Linked DNA regions of Mus musculus: region 2 is linked to region 1. Evidence: chromatin loops called from intact Hi-C (ENCODE). Cell type or tissue: heart. All regions are shown on one strand.

What was found. A loop is a pair of places that touch in the nucleus more often than their neighbours do. Peaks named below come from ENCODE experiments on the same cell type or tissue, not always from the same donor. Only the 100,000 strongest peaks of a DNase experiment are listed, where the experiment ranks them.
Region 2: it touches region 1 in a loop (4-fold over the local background); 14 of 42 quality-filtered maps call a loop at or near these places.

What each region holds. Positions count from the first base shown.
Region 1 is chr10:99,258,611-99,266,610 of GRCm38, reverse strand. It overlaps Dusp6 (dual specificity phosphatase 6), which reads right to left and starts at 3,380. Exons shown (of 3, transcript NM_026268.3): 1 at 2,520-3,380; 2 at 1,630-2,067; 3 at 1-619. The coding sequence starts at 2,919. The coding sequence ends at 312. In heart, CTCF peaks have their summits at 3,551 and 4,752; DNase peaks (open chromatin) are centred at 1,120, 2,830, 3,430, 4,800 and 1 weaker place; H3K4me3 peaks cover 5,991 bases; H3K27ac peaks cover 6,189 bases.
Region 2 is chr10:99,168,677-99,176,676 of GRCm38, reverse strand. The region is part of intron 10 of Poc1b (POC1 centriolar protein B); the gene reads right to left. Among named protein-coding and RNA genes, the nearest start is that of Gm34574, 59 kb to the left of the region's middle. In heart, a CTCF peak has its summit at 7,622; DNase peaks (open chromatin) are centred at 4,536, 6,746 and 7,176; H3K4me3 peaks cover 617 bases; H3K27ac peaks cover 2,391 bases.

The DNA of each region.
Region 1 (8,000 bases):
TGTCCCTATTCCTATGCTACCCTCTATCTGGATGGATGTCCAGTCCCTGCTTGGGTAGGCTGGGGTACAGAAGCAAACCTATTGCTGGATCTAGAGACAGCATGTCCTGTCCTTCCAAAAAAACAATGAATGGAGCAAATCTCTCCCTCCGTAATAACCAATTTTGCACTTGGCAACCTTGTCTAACACAGACAGCTGGTGACACTTTTGACACCCGGGGCCACACACAGAAAGAAAGCAGCCTGGTCGATGCTGCTCAAGAGGAACTGAAGGAATGGGGACAACTCCCGGCTAGGAGAGGTGGGTGCCTTTCACGTAGACTGCAGGGAGTCCACCTGGTAGACGTTCTGGTTGGAGGGCGTGGTGAAGTACAGCTGCGGAGTGGGGACACGGTTGTCACAAGGGCTGCTCAGTCCCAGGGTCCTTTCGAAGTCAAGCAGCTGGCCCATGAAGTTGAAGTTGGGGGAGATGTTGGACTTCTTCATCTTAACAATGTCGTAAGCATCGTTCATGGACAGGTTGAGCTTCTGCATGAGGTACGCCACTGTCACGGTGACAGAGCGGCTGATACCTGCCAAGCAATGCACCAGGACACCACAGTTTTTGCCTCGGGCTTCATCTGCGGGAACACACACAAAAAAAGGCAAGAGTTCACTAGACTGGAAAAAAAAAAAGGAACCAAGCCTTTGCAAAATGCTTAGCCTGAAGTCTGAATTCAGAAGGAATAGTAAACAACAATTATATGTGGCAACTAAGCCCCCGAAGGCACCAGAAAATGTATAACGGGAGATAAACATGCACACTGAACACAATCACATATTTCAGATTATTTCCTGTAAAGGGAGCTTTTGTAGTAAGTTTCTAACAACAAAAAAACTCCTTAATGTGTGTACATTCCTTGCCTCAACTTGTGAATACCAGAAACCCTGCAATCCGGTCCTGAATGCCTCTCATACAGACCAAGCAGACTGCAAGGGTCTATTAAATTATTCTCCCAACTGTTGTGCAGCTAACAATGGGGGTATTCAGGCATTTTAAAAGAGAGAGGGAAGTCACAGGGGACAGCCCATTAGAAGGAACAGGATGTCTACATGGCCTGAAAATGAGTTCCTTTGTAATAGGAAATGCACTACAATGCCTGGAGCTTCGCTTCTCTTAGGCTCTCAGCCCACAGTCCTTCCTGCGGGGGATCAGGTTACCCAGAGGCTCACAGTAACCAGTACCCTGCAGTATCACTCAGCTAGGTAACAGCTAGTATTCAAACTGCTTTCCAACAACTAACTTGGGTGTCCTAAAATAACTCCTAGATATATTTTTTTAATTATAATGCAATACTAGAATTCTTGTCTGCAAGTGAGTGCTTTTAACTCACTCTCCTCTCACATCCTGTCGTCTAGAGATAAGGAAAACATGGCTGATTGGAACAGCCTCCTTTTAAAAGTATGAATTAAATGGCTCAAATAGTCCCCCGATCTGCTACGTCAACGGGCCCTGTTTTCCCTTTAAGCAAGAAGGTAAACAAGAATTAACACTCTTAAAGACAGTAGAAGACCTGCAGTCCAGCAAAACAGCCTGCAGGAAAACAGATTAAGATCTTCAACTCTATGAATGACTGTAAATTAGTCTCACCTATGAAAGAAATGGCCTCAGGGAAAAACTGGGACAGGTTTTGGCTCCAGTGATCCGAGATAGGAATTTGCTTGTATTTGAACTCGCCCGCATTCTCAAACAGATTGGGCAAATTGGGGGTGACATTCAAGATGTACTTGATGCCAAACTCTTCCAACACGTCCAAGTTGGTCGAGTCCTTGGCACAGCCCAGGTAAAGGAAGGGCAAAATCTCCACCGGGAAGGAAGGCTGGCTGTTGGACAGCGGGCTGCCATCAGAGTCCGTTGCACTATTGGGGTCTCGGTCAAGGTCAGACTCAATGTCCGAGGAAGAGTCCGAGCTGATCCGCAGGCCCCCGAGCCCCAGCACTGGCAAAGGCGGGGAACTGCTGCTGCACGAGCCGTCTAGATTGGTCTCGCAGTGCAGGGCGAACTCGGCCTGGAACTTACTGAAGCCACCTGCCAGAAACAAGAAAAGCAATCTTGTAACCGGAGAAGCTGTAGTAATTTACAGCTAGTGAGAAGCACAAAGAACACTATGGACAGGCACCCTAGGAACCCCCGGCAGTGGTAGAAGCACGCTTCAATGCGCACCTTTAGGAACACTACCCGCTGCTTACCCTGGGAACACTTATTCTCCTGAATCTGGAAATGCACAAGATTACTTTTCTTAATATTTCGAGGAGCTGCGAGGTGCCAAGCTGCACCCTGAACTACGTTTCCAGCTCTTGTGAACCTTAATCCTACACCTACCCAAAGAAAGGTGCCTGATTAACCCTTGAAGGAGAAGCTACCACGGTGGCCCAGCTAGCTCCCCTAAGCGCAATGCAAGCGGCGATCGCTACCTCGCTAACATTTTCCCCAGCCTGCAGTCCCAGCCCGGAGCCCTGCACCCGGGGCGCACAACATACCTTCCAGGTAGAACGCCCGGCAGCCCTCGTCTTTGAGTTTCTTGAGCAGCAGCCCGAGGACCGACTCTCCACCAGTGTTCTCATTCCAGTCGCTGCTATTCTCGTCGTACAGCACCACGGTGTCGGTGCCGCAGCGCCTGGTAAAGCGGTCCCGGTCCTCGCAGCGCGTGAAGAGCGCACGCACGGGCAGGTTGCCCTTCTGCAGACGCCGCAGCATGATGCCGGGGATGGCCACATTAATGGCAGATTCGATGTGTGACGACTCGTACAGCTCCTGTGGTCGGCAGTCCATCAGCAGAAGCCGTTCGTTGCCCAGCTCCAGCTGCTCGTTGAGCCACGACACCGTCTTGCAGATCGCCATTTCCGACGCGAAGGGCACGGGTCTGAGCGTATCTATCATGGGGGTCGAGCTGCAGGAGAAGGCGGGGTGCCTAGCAGACGCCCCTCGAGGCAGGCATAGGCCGAGCACGCTGCGCGAAGCTCCCGCTCTCGGAGCGGGGTTTGATTCCGCCTCGCCTTTCCCAAGCCGAGGCTAGCGGTTAGGGAAAGCGACACAGAAGTCAAGTCGGTGGTCCCTCTGCACCAGATCACTCTCCGAGTCAATGAATCTCTCTCTCTGAATGAAGGTGCCCAGTTTTGTTCCTACCCAGTGAATGAAATCCAATTAATTCGGACTCCGTGCCACTGAGAGGAGAAAAAGGGAAAAGAAAAAAAGTCTAGCGGCTCTTAATCCTTCCCTCTGAGGCTGCACCTCGGATCCAACCCGGTGTTTCTCGCCGGATTATTCAAGACTGGGTTTGCTCACAGTCCCTAGGACTCCGCGAGAGCACACCCCCTGTGCGAGGCAGCTCCTCAATGGATACAAACAGCCAGCGTCTCAATGGATACATTCTCTCGGTCAGCCAATGAGCGCGCTGCGGAAGGGGCTGTTGCCGTGGGGACGGGCCGGCTGGAACAGGTTGTGTTGATGAATTGTTAATGAGTTTGTCATTCACAAAAACGGAAAGGAATTTCCGCTCCGGATAAGCCCCAGTGCAAACAAGCTGCAACTGCGGGCTCGGCGGGAGGAAGGAGAAAGAAGAGGAGGCGGCGGTGGAGGAGGAGCAGGGCACATAAACCAGGGCACTAAAGTTGTCTCGTGTTTCCTTCTGTTTAGAGTTCACACTTCGCGTCTAACTCTTGCGCACCAGTAGTGCAATTAGCAAGCACAAAAGCCCTTATTCGCGACGCTTACAATCTTAAGTTAGCCTTAATAAAACTTGAGGGGTTTTCCCCCTTTTTAATTCTCTTTAACGCTAGATCCAAGCCCGCCATAGCGCCGCCCCTGCTCCCCCACCCCCAACCCGGTCCTCCTTTAGATCGTGTGTGGCATTTGTTTGGCTCTTTTAAAAGTCTAGTTCTGTTTGTTCTAATGTCCTTTTAGGCGAGGCTGTGTTGGGACTGGTGGACTGCCTGGGCTTTAGCGACCCAACGAAGTGTTAAATGCTAATCCAACATCTCTAGAAACAAACTAGTGTTTTGTTGAAACATTTTAAAGCAACTAAGCAAACAAGCGTTTGGTTGTCCAGAAAACCAGAAGCGCCCCAACCCCGGGCTTTCTCAACTTTCTTGGCGGCAGCGGAGGGGGGGGGGCGGGTGGTGTAAGCACCCAAAACCTTGTCAGCTATCCCTGCACTTTTCTTCTGCTCCGGTGAAGTGGGGGCATTCTGAGCCATTGTTCCGGAGATCTTGCTCCCCACCACCATCACCGGTCACCCATCGAGCCTGGGGAGTCGAGCTCCTTTAACGATCTGGAGCCAAGAGCAGAGTTTGGTTTCTAAGAGGAACCGGTCTGGCAAGGCAGCCTAGGTTAGGTGCCTGGGACGACAGGCCTCACCAACGTTTCCTGCACCCCGGAGACCTGCAAGCCTGCGGGAACTCAAGCGTAAACAGTGGCGGTTGTGGACAGAGGCCGGTCCCCTATCCTTTCTAGGCTGCAGCGGTCCCCGGGCCCCGCAAGGAGCACGCTAGCAGCTCCAAACGCGCTTGCGCGCTGCGCTTTGGCCGCAGCATTGCTGCTCTGGGGGATGGGGGGGGGGGGGCAGGACACGCGACGACCCCGTGATCGCTTGTAAGGCCGTCGCGGAACCGTCGCCTAGTGAGAGACCTGGAGCGGAAAAGGAGCCAGAGGTGTCCCTGTCTGGACCCCATGGTTCCAGAGTTAGGGTTGGGAAGTCTCATGGGCACCACCCGCAGGCAACTCAGGACGGAGGCGGCACCGGAGCCGGATGGAGGCGTGGCCGGCGGGGGCCGCGACGGCGACAAGAGCGCATCCCCGGCGCGCTCGGTTCTATTGTTATATAAAAGTGCAGAGGCCGCCCCTCCCGGACGGAAAACCACCTGTGTGCGGCGACGGCGGGCCCTGCGGAAGGCGCGCGTCCCGATCCGGTCAGCCCCTCGGGTCCCAGGGAAAGGAGCTGGGCTTTGTCCGGCCGCGACCGGGAGGCGGAAGCGCCGGCTGCGGCCCTTCCCGAATCCGGGGCGCGGAGGGCGTCTAAGGTCACGGGATCTCCCCAGCCCAGCGCCTCGCAGCCGGGTCCTACCTACTGTCGCCCGCAAAGCAATTTGCATTTTTAATCACCCGCCTCTTCCGGGGTTTGGGAAATGTGGGCTAAAACAGGGCGACTTGGAGGTCCAAGTAGCCAATTTTGGAGCCCTCCCGCAGGCAGGCGCCCCAGAAGGAGCGTTTTGATGAAAATGGGGGTTGCCTCCAACCTCTCTCCGCGCCTTTTTTGGGCAGCACTGGGAACAAAACGCCCATATTTCATTGGCTAGCTTCCAACTCCCGCTGGGGTAGGCCTGTGCTGCAGCTGACGCCCCCAGATCCTTCCCCATCTGTTACAGGTTTTCCCACCCTGAGACATTTCAGTCTGTGGGACCAATGGTTAGGAGGAGGGAAGTGGGGTGCTCCGCGGAAACGTGAAGGACAAGCCTCAACCTCCAAACAGAAGAGGGAAGCAGGTTGGGTTTTTCTTTACCAAAATTTGAAGTGAAGCACCAGACAGTTGGGAGGTTGATAATAATATCTTTGCACACTGGTGGAGAGCTCTAAGCATTTGTACCTATGTTTCTGAGTCTGAATTTTTTCCCACTTCCTTCAGGAAATTTGACCTTTCGATCTAACTATATCCAGTTACAGTTTTTTCTCCTTGTCATCTTTCTTGTATTTTACAGGGTCTTTGTAATATTAAGTGGGCACCATGTGTGGGAATGTCATGCCCGTTAGCTGATATGCTTATATGTTTTTGAGCTAACCTGCAAAATGGCTTGAGCACTTTGGGAGGTTTTTTGGCCAAGGTCGGATTTTTTTGTTTGTTTGTTTGCTTTTTTTGTTTGGTTGGTTTTTTGTTGTTGTTTTGTTTTGTTTTTTAATTTCCTGCCCCAAACACTCCCTTTTAAGTCTGCTTGATAGCCTGCCAGGTTCCTCACTTGCAGCTAACCCCTCAAAGGTCTGCTCAGAACAGTTTAATTCACTCTAGTTTAATAATGGGGCAAAGCAGGAGAGAGATGTCCTACTCCAGCTCAAATGACACCTTACCCAGGTTACCTTGGTGGACTGGGATGTCTTAACTTCTTGAGGTTGCCTTTTAAAAAGTTGGTTTACAGGGGCTGGAGAGATGTTTCAGCGGCTAAGGGCACTGATTGTTCTTCCAGAGGACCCGGGTTCAAATCTCAGCCCCCATATGGCAGCTCACAACTGTAACTCCAGAATCCCATACCCTCATACAAACATACATGAAGGCAAACTACCAATGCACATTTTAAAAAAATGTTTTCGGCTCATTACACCGAGACAGATGAAAGAGTTTATGGAACGGTGCTGTAGGGTGGACACGGCCTTGTTTCTGTGTCTCCCTGAGTAATTTTGTGCAGTCTTTAGAAAACCTAACACAAGTTAGGTAAGGAAGATGAAGGAATTGACCCGAGGCTAAACTAAAGCAGAGAAGGTGCTCAGGGCTTGAGGCCAGAATTGAGGTGACCACGTCCAAGGATCATTAAGCTCCTACTTCCTGCTAAGACACAAAGATTTTAACTTGCCTAAGTTGTACATTTCAGCTTTTGACCACAGGTTCTGTTGCACACACTGCACGTACGTTAAGGGAGGGTAAGGCTCCGTGGCACACACCAGTGGTTTTCTTCACTAGTCAACCATTCACAAGATTAATAGTTCTTTCTTCCTTAGGGTATGTATCGTGGGTTCTAACTCTCACAGTTCCTTAGCTAGGAGCATGGGCCTGAATTCAAACCTTACCTGTATGACTCACCAATATGGAGGCAGCCCTGGGCCTCACTTCACTTCTTCACTCACTTCATTTCTTCTCTCACTCCACGTTTTAGGGAAGTAGTAGGAATGAAATCCGTATGACAAGCCGGTAAAGTACTGGCTTTTCTTGTAAGTATGAGGACTCAAGTTTGATCCCCAGAACCCATGTTGTTTTGTTTGTTTGTTTGTTTGTTGTTTTTAAATAATATAATTGAAGCCGGGCAGTAGTGGCGCATGCCTTTAATCCCAGCACTTGGGCGGCAGAGGCAGGCAGATTTCTGAGTTCGAAGCCAGCCTGGTCTACAGAGTGAGTTCCAGGACAGCCAGGGCTACACAGAGAAACCCTGTCTCAAAAAAAAACCCAACCCATTATCTATCTATCTATCTATCTATCTATCTATCTATCTATCTATCTATACATTAATAATAATAATAATAATAAATTGAAAATAAACCAATGCTTGCAACACTAGCACTAAGGAAGTAGTGATAGGAAGATCACAGGCGCTCACTAGCCAGCCAACCCCGTCTAGTTGGTAAGAGACCCTGTCTCAAAAATCAAGGTGCGCATGAGTCCTGAGGAGCAACATCTGAGATTGTCTTCTGGCTCCAAAGCACACTGGTGACCTCACACTCATATATGAAAATACATACAAAAATAGGTTTTTCATTCTTGTTTTTTGTTTTTTTTTAAACTAAAGATTGCTTCCCTTCCTTGAGCGCACCTTCCCATCAGTCCAGAAATACAACAGTGATGTATGGTGCGAGAAAGTAGAAGTGCTGTGTGGAAAGCTAAGCAAGAAGGGGAATCCATAAACGTGTAAAGTTGGGAATATATGTATTTGCTTAAAGGACATTTAGGAATATGAATAGTTTCTCAAATGAATATGGAGATAAGAGACAACTTAGAAATGTAGGATACAAAGAAAGTGACTTCTCCCCCTCTGCTCCACCCCACCCCACCCCACCCCACCCCCACCCGTGTTACTGGAGATCGATTGGAAAGAGCGCGTGGTCCTTTTTAAATTATTTATTTTGAGAGAGTCTTGCTGAGTTACCCAGGCTGGCCTTAAATTCATTCTAGAGCCCACACAGGCTTTGCTTGAACTTGGAAGTCTTTTCCTCGGCCTTTACCATTTAAAATAACAGACTTGCTGCCCCAGTCCCCACAAAAATGA
Region 2 (8,000 bases), 90 kb after region 1:
TCTACCCAGTTACTAAGTCAGCCTTCTTTTAACTAAGTCACCACTACAGTGGTGAAGCATGGATGTGGTTTAAACAATGTGGGGAATGAAACTAAAACTAGGATTCTAAGGGACAAGGTAGGTGGCTGGGGTCTGAAGTGTTTGGGGAGCAAGGAACTCAGAGTTAGAACTTGGTCCAGACCAGGTATTGCTGGCCGTCCACACCTCCTAGTTGTGTAATGCTGGGCAAACAGCCTAACCTCTGTAAGGCTGATGTGCAAGGAGAGACTGTATGTGATGCTTAGGCAAGGAGGTAAAATGCTAAGCAGTGCATGAGAAGTGGTGGCTGTGTTTATGGGGACCACAGGAATGCGCTGAGGATACCTGTAAATCTGACTCAGCAAAGCTGTTAAATACCCACCTATGCCACCTCACTCCTCGGAGAGTGACACAAGCTATCAGCGTTGGCAATTATTCTCAAATTATTTTTATAAGCTAACACTCAGCCACAGAGTGCTCCGGTGGGCTGTTTTCTGGGAACTGGCTGAATAATCCTAAAGTTTATATAGATAGAGAGGGAGAAATGGGCATTTTTAAAGCCAAACAACTAACAAGGTATTGGTAAAGAACAAACAGAAAAATAAAACGGAACAGAGGCCATCAAAGGGAAGCCATGTCTTAGGGAATCACACAGGCAAGAAACAACGTGGACTGAGCACACGCTTTAAATATAAATCTGTATCTGACAACTCAACTAACCTTCAAAGACAAAAAACTTACTGTTAGAAATAAAACTTTAAAAAGAATACCTAGAGATAGATTTTGGAGTTTCTGAGGGATTTTTGTAAAGAATTAAAACAAATGTTAAAGACAGAAGAAGAATTTTCTAAATGTCAACACAGCTATCAAGAGTTCGGACAAAAATGATAAATGAGGGAAACTTATTTGTAGCTTCCACTAAAAGGTCAACTTTTTCAATTAAAATAACTTACAAATCAATTTTTAAATGACCAAAACTATAGGCAAATGAGAAGTCTATATAAAATGTATACACAAAATGTAGACAAAAGACAGGCTGAAAAGCATAGAGGAACTAGAGAAATCCCTAAAATTGAAATTAACTTGGTAATACTTCCTGTTTATCAAACCTGTTAATGCTTTACAAATTTCTAATAATCAGAAATAAACAAAAGGCCGGGAAGTTGGCTCAGCAGGTAAAGGCACTTGCCACCAAGCCTGACAGCCTGAATTTCCCTGAGCCCCAGAAGGCACAGGGTGGGAAAAGAGAACTGTCTCCCACTACGTATCCTCCGCCTCAGCGTCCATATTCCCATGTGCACGTTCTGCCCTCCAACACAGAAATGTAATGGAGTTTGCTGTGAGACAGCATTCCCTAGTAATGTCAGGAGCTACACGCAGGAAGTTACACTAGCACATCTGCCCACAGATAGGCTGAACAGGGACATGTCAAAGTGGACAGGGAGAAGTCCACGAGGCCCCAATCTGACACAAAGCGCCAGCTGAGGGATGTTGAGAATGCGAGAGGTGTCTGCAAGAAAAAGCACACCAACTTGGCATCCAGGGTCAAAGGGCAGCCCCGAAAACCCACATCCAAGTACCGTGGCATGGACTGAGTAGGTGAGATTAGGGACATATGTGTACACATACATGCACGGGATAACAGTACAAGAGGACATGGATTTGAAAGGGAGTAGGGAGGGGTACATGAGAGAGATTGGAGGGAAGATGTGTGCGCTGGGAACTGAACTCTGGCTTTCTCCTGACTACCGAGACATCTTTCCAGGACATCTTAGATATTACTACAGAGACCAAATATTTGTATACATGTTTCAGAGTGAAATTAATGCTCGGATTCTCTGTTTAAAAGGCTCTATCCTCTGGTCCAACAGCCCCTCATATGGCATAGAGAGGATTTCTTGGAAGCATATCCATGTTCGGAACTGTGCTGTGAAGCAGACTGGCACTTCTGCACGTCACGGTATCTCCTGACAGCAGTCCCTTTAGGCTTTGCAAAGGGAAACCACGACATGGAGACGGCAGGTCAATGGAGTGGAGACTTGCTTCCGAGCCCCTGAGCCTGGAGGAACAGGTCTCTTCTCCAGGATTCTGGATTCTAATAATCCCAGGGTCTGTCTGGAAGACTACATCAACGGGTGAACAATATCTGTTTCTGGCAAGATACAGCACATTTGTCTTGCCTTCTAAGTTTTTCAAGTATCATTTATTCTTTATAGAAAATTTGCTGTAGTAGAAGCAAATATTACACATAACTAAAAGCACATATTACAATGTCAAGTAGAGATCAAACTCTAGCTTCATTATTTGATGACCAGATGGACTTGGGTAAATTACACCAATGAGGTGAGACTATGATGTACGAAGGCTCAGAGAAGGAATTTTGTTCAATGGATAAACACACTTTTTCCTATTACAAACTTAAAATTACACACACACACACACACACACACACACACACACACACAAAACAAATTCTTTTTTTTTTTTTTTTCCCCGAGACAGGGTTTCTCTGTATAGCCCTGGCTGTCCTGGAACTCACTCTGTAGACCAGGCTGGCCTCGAACTCAGAAATCTGCTTGCCTCTGCCTCCCGAGTGCTGGGATTAAAGGTGTGTGCCACCACACCCAGTTCCACAAATTCTTTTTATATGGTATTTAGCGGATTTTCACTGTGACATAGAAAAATATTAAGTTTTGTTCCTTAAATTTTATTTTCAAACAGTTTCAAATTAGAGAAATGTTGCTATAAAAACAACAGAACAACAACAATTCTAATAATAACTTAGATTCTGTAATTTTGTTACAATTGTCATCTAGTTCTCCATCTACACCAAATCTTCTGACAAGTTGCTGGCACTGTGCACTTTTACCTGGATTATTACAATACTGTGTTCTAAGGAAAAGGCCATCCCTGACATAACTATGGCATTACTATGAAAACCAGCAAACTTAGCATTGGTATTCTCATCTAAAATTCAGTCTCTGTTGAATATTTGTCAATTTTCTCCTCTTGGTGGGGAGGTTGAACCTACTCCTCAAGTAAGACAAGCCATTGTCAATCAGATGCTGTAGAAGTGTTCTGGAGAAAGAGTTTCTACATGACCAGGATCCAGTAGAGAATTACACTGCATTAGCCTGCATTTAGCTGTGATTAAACACAGGATTCCACATAATATTCCATCGACTGACATACTACCCTTCTAGGTAACAAACACCTTTTAAAGGACACTTGTTTTATCTTCTTTTCTTGCTGGTTTTGTTACAAACACTGCTGGGATAAGCACTCCTTTGTATTTACATCCTGGTCATCCTTCAGGGTGACTCACTATGTATCATTTAGGGTCTAGCTGAGCAGCAGTAGCTGGAATGGTCGCTTTAACAGGAGGAACTCCCTATAGAGGTTTAGAAGTTTTCTTTAAAGGTGAGAGAAGTTTGGAAATAAGATGAGGTAGCAAATCCATCGACTAACTAACGACCTTTCTAAGGCCGGGGAACAAAGGGAAAGACTGGCTCTCAGATCCTAGACATTCAGAGGGACCCTGTGAAGCAAAACACTGTGTTCCCAAGGAGAGAGGAGGAATGTTCATTAAAAAGACATGTTGGAGAGGAAGAGGAAATGCCTGACATTCCTTCTCCAGCTCCTCTTCAACTTAACACAAACAAGTAAAGAACTGTACTACCAGAACCACAGAAACCCACCCAAAACTGCGATAATTTGGAGAAAGCTTAAAAGTACATATAAAATCGGAGTCTTATCGTTATCTCAAGGGAAGAAAACGAAAATGCCATAGGAATAAAAAAAAAAAAAAAGAAATCAAATTACTCTGAAATATTTGTCAAATGTAAAAGTCCAATCAAAGCATTCTGAAGTTTAAGTCCTGCACTGGCTGCCTGGCTCGGCAATACTGTTCTTTATCTGTGTTTGAGGATGTATGTGTCACATATGAGATCTTCTGTGATGTCTGACTGTCCCCAAAAGAAGGGAACTGACAAGAGACAGAACTAAGCAAGATCTAGTGCTGGCCTCAGTAGCCAAGACAATAAGGTTGTAAATCTCTCGGGATTTCACTAACTGTGAATCTAAGGACTGACAGACAGAAAGTGTACTTTAGCAGGCCACCCCCTCCCACCATGGAGCTCATTGTCAAAGAAGGATCAGGGCTAACTCCTCTATCTAAGCAGTACTCCAAAACTCAAACTCTAATGGGCACCATGCACAGAGGGCAATAAGTCAGGTCACTTTATTGCACAGCCCTGCAGATGGCCCGGAACTCCTCTGGGTGGCCAGGAAGCTCTTCACGCTGACATCCTCCAGGAGACAAGCATTTTCGGAGTGCTACCCCTGAGTAATTAATTTCCTGTGTGAAAGCTCGCTGCTGCCCTTGCATTCCTCAGGGTGCATGTGCTCTCATCTCAGAGGATGTTGCTTTTCCACAGGAAGAGGAAGGAACCAGTTGTCACTGGATGTGTGGGCTGAGCACGGCGGGCATTTTCCGCATGCCTTCGCCTCAGCTGTGGGAACTGGGGACGCAGCTTGGATTCCCGGCCAGAGAGGAGGCTGGTGGTGTCTCTGGGGCAGAGGCACAGTTTAGAAACACAGTACAGCAGGAAGTTAGAGGCAGAAATAAGATCTGCAGCTTCCACACCCGCAGTACCCAGAAATGTGCGCACTTTCTAAAGGGATTTGCAACATCTATTTACTTTGTTAGGCAGCCAATTGCATATTACAAGAAATTCTTTTGTAGAGTTTCCTGTTTTAAAAGATACATTTAACAGAGAAAAAGAAACCTCTCTTGTCACAGAAGTAAAGAAACAGAACAAAGTACTAGCTAACAAGGACAATTTATAAAAATTTGATTTGTATACAGTTTTTGGTAAATTCATTGAATTTTCCTTCCCTGTGACTTTGAAAAATAAAGAAGCTCAAATTAGCAATTTTAGGGGGGAGGGAAATACACCCCAATCATGTAACTTAGACTTCCTGTCATGATTTTTACTGCAGAGTCGATTACTGTAGGTGGGAAATGGCGCTCTTGGCCTACACCATTTTCCTTCACAGAGAGAAATTGAACAAAAGATAATGGGAACTCCACGCAGAGAAAGAAGCCATGCTCCTTTAACACACCAAACATTCCTGTTGGTGCTGCTTTAAAGTCAGTTTCAGAGAGGACGGGGAAGGGCCAGTTCCGCACTGAAGCTTTAGCCGTTTCCCTAACAGGAGGCTGCTGTGCTTTAAGGACAAGGACCTATGGGATCAGGAAAATCTCCGTTTCTGTTTCTTCTGTTTTAAAGACTGTATCTGGAAAAAAGAAAACATGTTTCCTACCTGAAGGAGGCAGGTGGAGATGCAGTACAGGAGCAAGACAGACACCTCAGAGCACCCAGACAGACACCTCAGAGCACCCAGACAGACCCCGAAAAGCACCCAGACAGACACCGAAAAGCACCCAGACAGACACTGCAGAGCACCCAGACAGATACTGCAGAGTACCCAGACAGATACTGCAGAGCACCCAGACAGATACTGCAGAGCACCCAGACAGATACTGCAGAACACCCAGACAGATACTGCAGAGTACCCAGACAGATACTGCAGAGCACCCAGACAGATACTGCAGAGCACCCAGACAGATACTGCAGAACACCCAGACAGATACTGCAGAACACCCAGACAGATACTGCAGAGCACCCAGACAGATACTGCAGAACACCCAGACAGATACTGCAGAGTACCCAGACAGATACTGCAGAGTACCCAGACAGATACTGCAGAGTACCCAGACAGATACTGCAGAGTACCCAGACAGATACTGCAGAGTACCCAGACAGATACTGCAGAGCACCCAGACAGATACTGCAGAGCACCCAGACAGATACTGCAGAGTACCCAGACAGATACTGCAGAGTACCCAGACAGATACTGCAGAGTACCCAGACAGATACTGCAGAGTACCCAGACAGATACTGCAGAGTACCCAGACAGATACTGCAGAGTACCCAGACAGATACTGCAGAGCACCCAGACAGACACCTCAGAGCCACCCAGACAGACACCTCAGAGCACCCAGACAGACACTGCAGAGCCACCCAGACAGACACTGCAGAGCCACCTAAACAGTGCTTGAAAACACACCAACCTGCCCGTTTACTGTAAGCCAACAACATATTTGGTTTTTAGAAATCATATGTGCTAAACTTACAAATCAAATGCAGCCTTATTCGCTGTAGCAAAGTTTAAAAACCTTAAAGAGAACCTGACCTTCTCCAAATGACGCCGTGAGTAAGCCTGGGGACGTAGTACAGGGAGAGGGAAGGAAGGCTGGGTGCCAGCGCCCCGTGACTTACGGGCGCTCCTGCATTATTCTTAAAACTATTTATTTATATTATCTGTGTGGACGTTTACGCTGCATGCAGAAGAAGATGGGTGCCCTGGAACGGGAGTTACAGATAGTTGTTAGTGGTCAATGTGGGTGCTGGGAATTGAACTCGGGTACTTTGGAAGAGAAACCAGTGCTCTTAACATACTCTCCAGCCTGCACGTGCATCTAAAGCTGTCAAAGTTGTACATTTTGGCTGAGGGACATTTGAATTTGCAGACACTGTGTTCTTTCAAATAAGTCCTTCCAAATCTTTGCTTACATAAGCAGTTAGGAACTGAAATAACTCTGAACTAGTTACACAATGTTGTCTAGTAACCAGGATGTACTGTTGCCACAACACCCGTGGAAATATTCTGTCTGCAAGTCTACTCTCCCTGTGTCCGCAGATGTGTCAACACAACATTGCTTTATAGGTAGTATGTACCATATGGTCCATGAAAGTGGGCAACGGCTCTCTTCCCTCAAACAGGCTGATGTAAAAAATCTTTTGCAAAAGAGAAACCAAGCGTGCTCTGCTGAGAAATGTGACTCTAAATGACATTTAGCAGGGCACTCCCCAAAGTCACAGAAAAGGCAGAGAATTTCCTTCCCCTGGTTCCAGAACCTAAGACAAGAAAACTATGATTATTTTTCTGTCCTTGGCTCTTTGTCAAAATGAGGTTGAGGCAGAAGATATTCCCAGCTGCCCTGAGATTATGCAAGGCTACACCTTACTGTCCCCTGGGAGAGGAGATAGGGAATCCCACAGCTGACATCCAATCTGTCAGGAAATCCTCTTGGCTCTGCCTTCAAAATATCTTCAGAAGCCTGCCATCTCTGACCCTCCCTTGCTCCTGCCTGTGTCAAGCCACTACTGCCTGAAGTCCATTAGTTCCTTAGTTTTCTAGGTCCTTGCCCCCAGTGCCACTGCGGCACTTACTCAGGCGGCACCTGCCATGTGACAGGTGTCTTGACCACACTCCTGCAGCCTCTCGCTATTGCCCAGAGTGCTTTTCTGCACTTTTGCAGCGTTTTTGATCCACTATCCTAAAAAGACTCTGTTTTTAACTGAGACTTCCCTGTTTCTCTGAGTGGGATGTAGAATTGAACTTTTCTGGACAGGTTTTAATTTATTGCTTCCTTTTCATTTCTTTAAAGCTGAGAATGGGGAATGACCACGGAGCAGTTCCTCAAGAAATACTTATTGCGGGAGGGACATGGACGCATATGAGAGCGAAGCCTGGCAGGATTCGGCCATATCTGCCACCTGTTGGTAAGGCAATGTAAAGGCCCCAATGTGCCACCTGTGAAGGAAAAAGGCTAAGGCAAGACAATCTCCAAGCCAGCTCAGGGAGGGAGGAACAAGGAGAGACCGTATGCGGGTGGGGGTGGGGAGACAGGATGCAAGGAGGAGGGATCAGAAGTAGATTACTGTGCATTTTATTATCATGGTGCACATTTTCAAAAAATTTTAAAGGAACATACTTGCATTCTTACCTGAAATATTCCAGTTTGAAAACACACAAACAAACTACAATAACAAATCCTACCCATCTCTGCTCAGGCTAACGGCTGATTTCTCTGGGAAAAGTCTTCTATTGCCTTCTCTAGGTGACTGATCATC